Linked DNA regions of Homo sapiens: region 1 is linked to region 2. The links are chromatin contacts, found by Hi-C or POLR2A ChIA-PET in ENCODE. All regions are on one chromosome and are shown on one strand. The core of a region is the stretch at or near the end of the contact, and the rest is flanking DNA. Distances in the headings are between cores, read along the strand shown. Region 1 overlaps MAPK14 (mitogen-activated protein kinase 14). Region 2 overlaps PNPLA1 (patatin like domain 1, omega-hydroxyceramide transacylase).

Region 1 (4,182 bases), core at 979-3,478, 200 kb after region 2:
CTTGTCTCCAAAAATACAAAAAATTAGCCAGGTGTGGTGACGCATGCCTGTGGTCCCAGCTACTTGGGAGACTGAGGTAACAGGATCGCTTGAGCAGGGAGATGGAGCCCAGGAAGCTTGAGCCCAGGAGGTGGAGGTTCCAGTGAGCTAAGATCGTGCCACTGCACTCCAGCTGGGGTGACAGAGTTAAGATCCTGTCTTAAAAAAAAAAAAATCTGGTTGCTTGGGCAAGTTCACCTTCTTTATTTATTAAAAAAATTTTTTTAGAGACACAGTCTCTGCTCTGTTGCCTAGGCTGGAGGTCACTGGCACAATCACAGCTCACTATGGCCTCTAACTCCTGACTCAAGCAACCCTCCTGCCTCAGCTTCCCAAGTAGCTGGGACTACAGGCATGTGCTATCATGCCCTAATTTTTAAATTTTTTTGTAGAGCTGCAGTATTGCTGTGTTGCCCAGGATGGTCTCAAACTCCTGGGCTCAACTGATCCTCCCATCTCAGCCTTCCAAAGTGCTGAGGTTGCAGGTGCACGCCACCACACCCAGCCTTCCGCTTCTTAATTATTGCATGTGGAGTCAGGAGGAAAGGTCTGCTTTGAAAAGCAATTGAGAATCTTTCTGATTTGAAAAGAAAGTTTTAGGAATTGAATACATAAATGGCTGTAATCCCTTTCTACTTGAACATGTAAATAAAAAGAGGAAGGGAAAACAGGTAAGAGAGAACTATCTCATTCAGAGAACAGTCATCCCTTTAATAAAGATAAATCAAAAGACGACCTGAATATAGCTGAAGTAGAAACAAAGCTGCTGGGAAGGGCCCTCTGTGATGCCAACCTGGTTCCCCAAAATATTAAGGGTATCTTACAAAGAAAGAAGTGCCCCAATCATCTCTGATAATAAAACAAGAGTTAGACTAAGTAGTTAATAATTAATAAAGAAGGTACCTAACTGTACCAAAGTGTTTGTATTTATTCTATATTATTTGTGTATTTTCTTTTAAATATAGTACATATTAGTATTGGATATTTCAGTTTTGTTTTTAAATAAAGAATCCTCTTTTGGTCATTAAAAAAATGGATGAATTGGAAAGCATGCTAATGGACTTCAGTTAACTACCCTTCTGATAAAGGTCACGATAGTAGCACACCCTAGCTACAGGCAGAGCACCTAGAAAGAAACCGCCTCACAAGCACTAAATTCACACAACCAAATATAAAAATAACAATTTTCCATTTACAAGCTTACTAATTATATTCCCAATCTCACAGGACTGGATGACATTTTATCCCAAAAGTCAACATCTTGCAATAGCACATAGGCAGGCCTCAAGGCACATGCAAGCATCCAGTGATGTTAAGAACTGTTGGTTATACGGTGGCAATAAAATGAGAATGTGGCTTCTCAGTGCGACATCCCTGTACAGTCTCTTTGTTCTCACCTCATGGCTTGGCATCCTGTTAATGAGATAAGCGGGGGGTGTTCCTGTCAGACGCATAATCTGCTGAAGCTGGTTAATATCTTAGATGCCTAGTCAAGGGCATTGTTAAACATACAGTGCAAAAAATAATTTTCAACTCAAGTTTTTAAAAAGGTCAAAAAGCCACCCCCAAACAGACAAAAAAACCTACCCTCCATTCCCCCTACCCGAGAGCCCACAGCTGCATGCTACAGTACACTTCTGTGAATGACATGAGTAACTAGGCACGTAGCCAGTGACTGGCCATGCAGATAAGAAAAATTACTTTTCTTTGGTTTTAGCATCATCTTTACTGTTAAATATTTTAGGTTCCCTGGAAACAGACTGCCCCTTGATCCAGGATGCCAGCCATAGAACTGTTTTCAAGTACTGATGGCCAAAACCTGTTTGTGGGAGAAATATAGATGATTCCAAAAATTTTGACTCAACTTTGAACAAAATAAAATATCCAACATATCCATTCAAGGAAGAGACTAAACTTTTGCGGCACAGGTTCTCCAAGGCACCATCCCTCCGAATTAAGACACACGTGGGCATCTGGGTTAATAAGCAATGCCACATTTCAAAGACATTAGTTAGTGGTACATTTAAAATACTTGCCACAAACACAAAATGGTAAATGAAGAAAGAGGAGAAGAGGAGAAGGTTAGAGGCTAATGGCAAAGGCAAAACAGAAGTCACAGGCTGCTGAGAGTGTTAAAGCATGCCACATGATTTCCTCCACAAGTCTCTTCAACTAGCGAACAGACTAACCTCATTTAACAAACAGCTGGAGGGAAGTCTGCAGAATACTCTGCAAGCATCTGATAAGGGCAGAACTATGAGATTTTCTATATGTATAGGCACATATGTAAGCTGTACTACAACTTCTCTCTTTTAACTGTTCCATCAATGTTAATACAACTCACCCTCTTCTAAAATGTCAGAACTGTTTATCATGTTCCTACTAAGAGCAGAAGTGATGAGATTTTAAAAATATTCAATGTAATTCAATAAACCCCTTTTCTAGTCCTGTTCTTGTTAACTACTAATTCCCTCATTCAGGTGAAGTGTCATCTTTAATAAGCACCATGGCCAAGCAATTTTACTTCATGGCTTTCCCAAATAATTTTTCTACTTTAGCTCGTCCTCTGAACTGAACTCCCTAGTGGTCAGATGACTTAGCAGTAATCTGTTTAAGGCTGGCCACAGGGAGGGAGCTAGAGCCATGTGCTCCACGCTGCCTTTTACGCTCCCTAAGCCCAAAGACAGAGGCCAGTAAATTCCAAAAGGGGATAGGAAATACACTTTGATTTGCGGTCCTTTTAAGAAACGTTAACAGATCCATACCAGATGATGGAATTCTTTATTTTGTTAGGAGTACAGATAACAGAATTTAGAGTTACCTTTAACAAATCACATAACAAATGATACTTTTCATGCCAAGGGAAATAACAAAAAGGGGCCACAAAGTAAACCAGCAATAGCAGAATACCAGTTGGGTCTTAAAATGTAAAAATCCTCCACTTCCCCTTTCTTTCTGTGAATGATACCTGGCCTGCACATTTTCTGTCTTTGTCTCCTTTAGTCAAAGAGGTTATTATATCCCCTTTCTGTCAAGAAGTTAGAAAGATTCTATTTCTGGAGGAAAATGTGAATGAGTCAGGTCTTCGCTTTTTTATCTAATTTAATTAATTAGTTTATTTATTTTTAAAGACAAGGTCTTGCTCTGTTGCCCAGGCTGGAGTGCAGTGCATGATCACCACTCCCTGCAGCCTCAAACTCCTGGCCTCGAGTGATCCTCCTGCCTCAGCCTCCCAAAGTGCTGTGATGACAAATGTGAGCCACTGTGCCCAGTCTGCTTTTGCTTTCTTAATATGATTTTCTTGTTCTTTCACTGATTATTATAGATACTGGGACATTAACCAAATGAATTCTCTGTCCTTGGCCTCCATCACAACCCATTTATACCTTTTCCTATGGCTCATTCTAATAGGTTCTAAATCCATTACTGCATTCTCTTACTCGGCATTCAATTTCTTCATAATTATTGCCATCACTACTTCACTACTTTTCAGGAGAATGAAAACAGCTGTTGGCTATTTACTGCACTCCTTCACTAATGTCTTTTTTCTTTTTTTAATTTTTAAAATCTCTGAACAATTTTACTCACCTGGCCTTATTTTTCCATTCTGTTCCCATACATCATGCGCTTTTAAGATAAACAGGTACTTGGGCCGTGTCACGAACATCAAATTAATCTTGTCTACCCCTTAGGATGTTTAAACTACTTTTATCCACTCACCCCAATTATGTAGGAAACAAACCAAAAAAAAAAACCTTTCTTATTCTTATACTCAATATAATATTATTTGAGTTAAGTTCTGTATTCTGGTACTCAATTTCAGTAGAGCTGTTGAAATGTATAATGTGCCTCATTTCACAGAGAGACCTCCATTATTAGGCTGTGCACTCATTGTTTCTTTCTTAAAAATAAGTGATGGATTAATGACAGATAAATACTATTGACTATTTTACCTAGACTTTGGTTTGAATTCCTAATCCAATTCCAAATGACTAATAGCACGTATCTATAGGGCAGATGGTTGGGATGGAAGAGAAGACTAAGAAAGGGCTGCTAGGAGACACTCTCAGGAAGGAAATGAATTTGCTTGGTCTCATTAGCACTATTTATTAATTGAGCTCCTCCCTCTGCCCTTAGGTCCTC
Region 2 (4,266 bases), core at 762-3,261:
CTTATTCTCTACGAATACCCTCCAACACTGTGTTTTTATTAGTTATATAGTACTTAATACTTCTGATATATATATATTTTTTAAATGGAGTTTCACTCTTGTTGCCCAGGCTGGAGTGCAATGGCACAATCTTGGCTCCCTGCAACCTCCACCTCCTGGGTTCAAGCGATTATCCTGCCTCAGCCTCCCAAGTAGCTGGGATTACAGGCATGCACCACCAAGTTTGGCTGATTTTTTTGTATTTAGTAGAGATGGGGTTTCACCATGTTGGTCAGGCTGGTCTTGAACTCCTGACCTCAGGTGATCCACCCGCTTTGGCCTCCCAAAGTGCTGGAATTACAGGTGTGAGTGACCACACCCAGTCCCTGATTGTATTTTTGAGGTTAGTATCCCTGTTATCTCCTCTGCTGAAAGGGAGATTTCCTGAGTAAGGAATTGAGAACGTTTTATCTTTGCAGGCCCTATAGTGGTGCTTCTGAAACCGTCTGTAGTAGTAAGGAAACAGTTTTTTAAAAATTTCTGGCTGGGCGCGGTGGCTCACGCCTGTAGTCCCAGCACTTTGGGAGGCCAAGGCGGGCAGATCACAAAGTCAGGAGATTGAGACCATCCTGGCTAACACAGTGAAACCTGTCTTTACTAAAAATACAAAAAATTAGCCAGGCGTGGTGGCGGGCATCTGTAGTCCCAGCTACTCGGGAGGCTGAGGCAGAAGAATGGCGTGAACCCGGGAGGCAGAACTGGCAGTGAGCCAAGATCACGCCACTGCACTCTAGCCTGGGCGACAGAGCGAGATTCCATCTAAAAAAAAAAATTTCTTTGTAGTCTATAACAAACTAGTAATTTTGTGAAATACAATGCAAATGAATTAGTAAAAAATGGTCAAGCTCCGGGATGTTGTGGAAATACCTTAGTGCTATAAACGTTTCTAAATGATTACTCTTAATTTCTGCACACCCTCCGTGGTGGGCTAGTAACACACAGTTGAGGGCTGGGTTGGTCTGCGGACCACTCTTTGAGTAGCACGCCCAGCACAGCAGGTTTCACAGTAAAAATCTACTGGCCCAGCGGTCTCAAATGTGAGCAGGCAAAAAATCACCTGGAGGGCTTGTAAAAAAGGCAGCTGGGCCGCACCTCCAAAGTTGGTAATTTAGTAGGTCTGCAGTAGGACCTGAGAACTGTAATTTCTAGCAAGTTCCCAGGTGATGCTTTTGCTGCCGGTAGGGGGATCGCACTTTGAGAAGCACTGCACCAAGGGAAATGAACCAATGTCTATTACACTGCCCCCTTGTGGCGGACTGTCCTCATAATGGACAGAGATGCTAAAGCTCACTGCTAACTTCAGCCACGCACCCCTAAAGAAGCGGTTATCAGCCCTGGTGTCCTTGCTCGCTTGCCAAGGGGCTCCAGGCATGAGAAAGTCATAACAAGCCAGAAGGGTCCATACCTTGGGGCTGTTCTTGGCCTAGTTCCTCCACAGGTGGCTGAGCAGGGAAGGCTGAAAGAGAACTTCGGGGCAGTGTTTGAGGTGCCCCCACAGTTGAAGGCCCCAGGGATGGCCTGGGTGAAGTGGGTGCCTGAGAGTGTAGGGATCTGGCTGGTGATCCAGACGGTTGTACCTGCTGCTGAGGTGACAGAGGTGACAGTCCAGGTGGTGGGGTGGGCAGTGATGAACCAGGTGTGGAGCTGGGTGGCTTGTGCACAGCTGGGAATGATACAGGTGGCATGCCACTTAGAGAAAGTGGAGTTGAAGAGGCCAGTGGCTGTGCAGGTGGCTGCTCAAGTGGAGAGACTGGTGCTGAAACAGGTGACTCGCATGTGAATTCAAGTGTCTGCACAGGTTGGGACACAGGCGGACCATGGCTGCCCCTTCCATCCCCTTTGGGAACCCACTCCTTGTGAGGTTGTGTGGCTCCTTCCAGACTGGCCTGCCGTGCTCGAAGGCTTGGTTGACTGCGTTCAGGGCACTCATTGCCAAGGGCGAGTTCTATCTGGCAGTACACTTCCACCCGGGGGAAAATCACTCTCTTGGAGGAAGAATTAAGATAAACAGCATCTAGGATAAACAATAGCATGGGGTGTTACTCAGCCCTGGCAGCAGCATGGCCTTTGCAAAAATGGTTTCTTGAGTTATTTTCCTAAACAGGAACAGTGCTTTTCAAAGGTCTTTCTGTACTTACTTGAATTTACAGTGAGTGAAAACAAACGTGATGGTTTCTGGCACTTACGGTGTAGTGTGGGGAAGCAGGCGTTGCCCACCCAAATTATCTAGAGTTTCAACTGAGGCAAGTGCAGGAAGAGAGGAATGTGGTGCTGTGAGAGAGGGCAGGTCATCTGAGGGATTGGCAGTGAGTAGAGATCTGAAGGGTACGTGGCCCAGGATGGTCAGGGCGGGGTGGTGAGGGTGTTTCAGCAGAGGGAACAGCACACACAAAGGCCACAAAGTTTGAGGACACACCAGGTGGTCGGGGGCCTGAAAGGTCAGTGTGGGGCGGGGGTACTGTGCTGGGGGAGGAGGCTGAGGAGGCGGCAGGGGCCGGACCATGTCAGGGCTGTAGGCAGCAGCTAGGATCCTTAGTTTTCATGGCAAGCATTATTGTAGCATGACTTTTAGGCAGGGGAGGTAATCAGCTGAGGCTGGTTCTGAGAAGGTCACTGTGGCTGTAAGACTCATTGAGAAAGGTGAAAGGGTTGCCTGAGCCTGGGAAGCTGAAGCTTCAGTGAGCCATGATCGTGCCACTACGCTCCAGCTTGGGTGACAGAGTGAGAACCTGTCTCAAAAATAGTGGGTGGGTGGGGGGGCGGGGGGATGGCGTTTATCTAGGCCACATAACAGCCCTTAAATAAGAAAACAAACAATTCAGTTTTTAAAATGTGTGAAAGAGCCAACTGAAAGGGCTCCCAATGGCCAAAGCTGGAACAATTTGAAGAACACAATAAAGTAGTATTGAATAATAACCCAAAGTATAACATAACCATGAATCCATACTGATATAAACATATATTACGTAGGTAAGTAAATCAGGGAGAAGAGAGAAAGCTCCCCTGCAGAAGAATTCTTAGTAATTTATGTAGATGCTTGACCCTTTAGGAAGTGGAGCATAACTTCTCACTCCTTAAATATGAGCTGTGCACAGTGACTTTCTTCCAAAAACTGCAGTAAGGATAGAGGGAGAAAGAGTACTTCACAATGGAGAAACCCGATGGACACTACCTCGGCCAGGCGGTCATGGTCAACATCAGCAGGGATACGTCATGTTGGCAGCACGTGCCCATGAGGTAACGTGATGTGAATAGCACCTTACCTCTGTGGTCTCCTCCCCAGAACTCAAAACCCCAGCTTAATCTTGAGAAAAACATCAGACAAACCCCAACTGAGGGACGTTCTACAAAATACCTGACCGATAGTCAACTCTGTCAAGGTCATCAAGAATAAGAAAAGTCTCTGTAATCCCAGCACTTTGGGAGGCCGAGGCGGGCGGATTATGAGGTCAGGAGATTGAGACCATCCTGGCTAACACGGTGAAACCCCATCTCTACTAAAAATACAAAAAATTAGCCGGGGGTAGTGGCATGCACCTGTAGCCCCAGCTACTCGGGAGGCTGAGGCAGGAGAATGGCATGAACCCGGGAGGTGGAGCTTGCAGTGAGCCAAGATTGCACCACTGCACTCCAGCCTGGGTGACACAGCAAGACTCTGTCTCTCTCTCTCTCTCTCTCTCTCTCTCTCTCTCTCTCACACACACACACACACAAGAATAAGAAAAGTCTGAGAAACTGTTATAGGCAAGAGGAAACTGAGGAGACGTGACAACAAAATGTAATGTGATCCCTGGGTGGGGGGTCCTGGAACAGAAAAAGAAATTAGGTAAAAACTGAGAAAATCTGAATAAGCAATGGCTCTTAGTTAATAATATGTCAAGATTGGTTCATGAGTTGTAACAAATGTACTGGACTGAATACCGTGTTATATATGTATCATTCTGTAACGTCTAACAGATGTGAGACAAACACCCTGTATTATTTTCACAAGTTATCCATAAATCTAAAACTACCCTAAAAAAACAAAGCTTATTAAGAGTCTAGGTGAGAAATGTACAAAAGAGTGGAACGAATGCTTCACCAAAGAAGATCTATGGGAGGCAAATAGACAAATGAAAAGATGCTCAAAGTCATTAGTCATTAGAGGAATACTGATTAAAACCACAATAAGTTACCGACATGCACCTGTTAGAAGGGCTAAAATGAAAAATTCTGAGCATTAATTAA

What was found. Hi-C counts contacts between places; a loop is a spot of excess contacts on that map. ChIA-PET counts read pairs that join two places held with the same protein, here RNA polymerase II (POLR2A). Pooled maps may share reads with other maps.
Region 1: a pooled map shows a loop between it and region 2 (2.2-fold over the local background). The contact joins two enhancer-like sites. A Hi-C loop is called at or near these places in 1 of 168 maps with a recorded cell type or tissue (naive thymus-derived CD4-positive, alpha-beta T cell) and 7 of 50 pooled maps. POLR2A ChIA-PET finds 5 or more read pairs at or near these places in 1 of 52 experiments (BJ).

What each region holds. Positions count from the first base shown.
Region 1 is chr6:36,097,522-36,101,703 of GRCh38, reverse strand. The region is part of intron 9 of MAPK14 (mitogen-activated protein kinase 14); the gene reads right to left. Among named protein-coding and RNA genes, the nearest start is that of MAPK13, 31 kb to the left of the region's middle. Within about 2 kb of position 2,228, at least 3 of the 41 ENCODE cell types and tissues checked have a DNase peak (open chromatin) inside an H3K27ac peak, as active enhancers do.
Region 2 is chr6:36,299,648-36,303,913 of GRCh38, reverse strand. It overlaps PNPLA1 (patatin like domain 1, omega-hydroxyceramide transacylase), which reads right to left. Exons shown (of 9, transcript NM_001374623.1): 6 at 1,445-2,053. Among named protein-coding and RNA genes, the nearest start is that of PNPLA1, 32 kb to the right of the region's middle. RefSeq lists a silencer at 1,356-1,405 and an enhancer at 1,274-1,774. Within about 2 kb of position 2,011, at least 4 of the 41 ENCODE cell types and tissues checked have a DNase peak (open chromatin) inside an H3K27ac peak, as active enhancers do.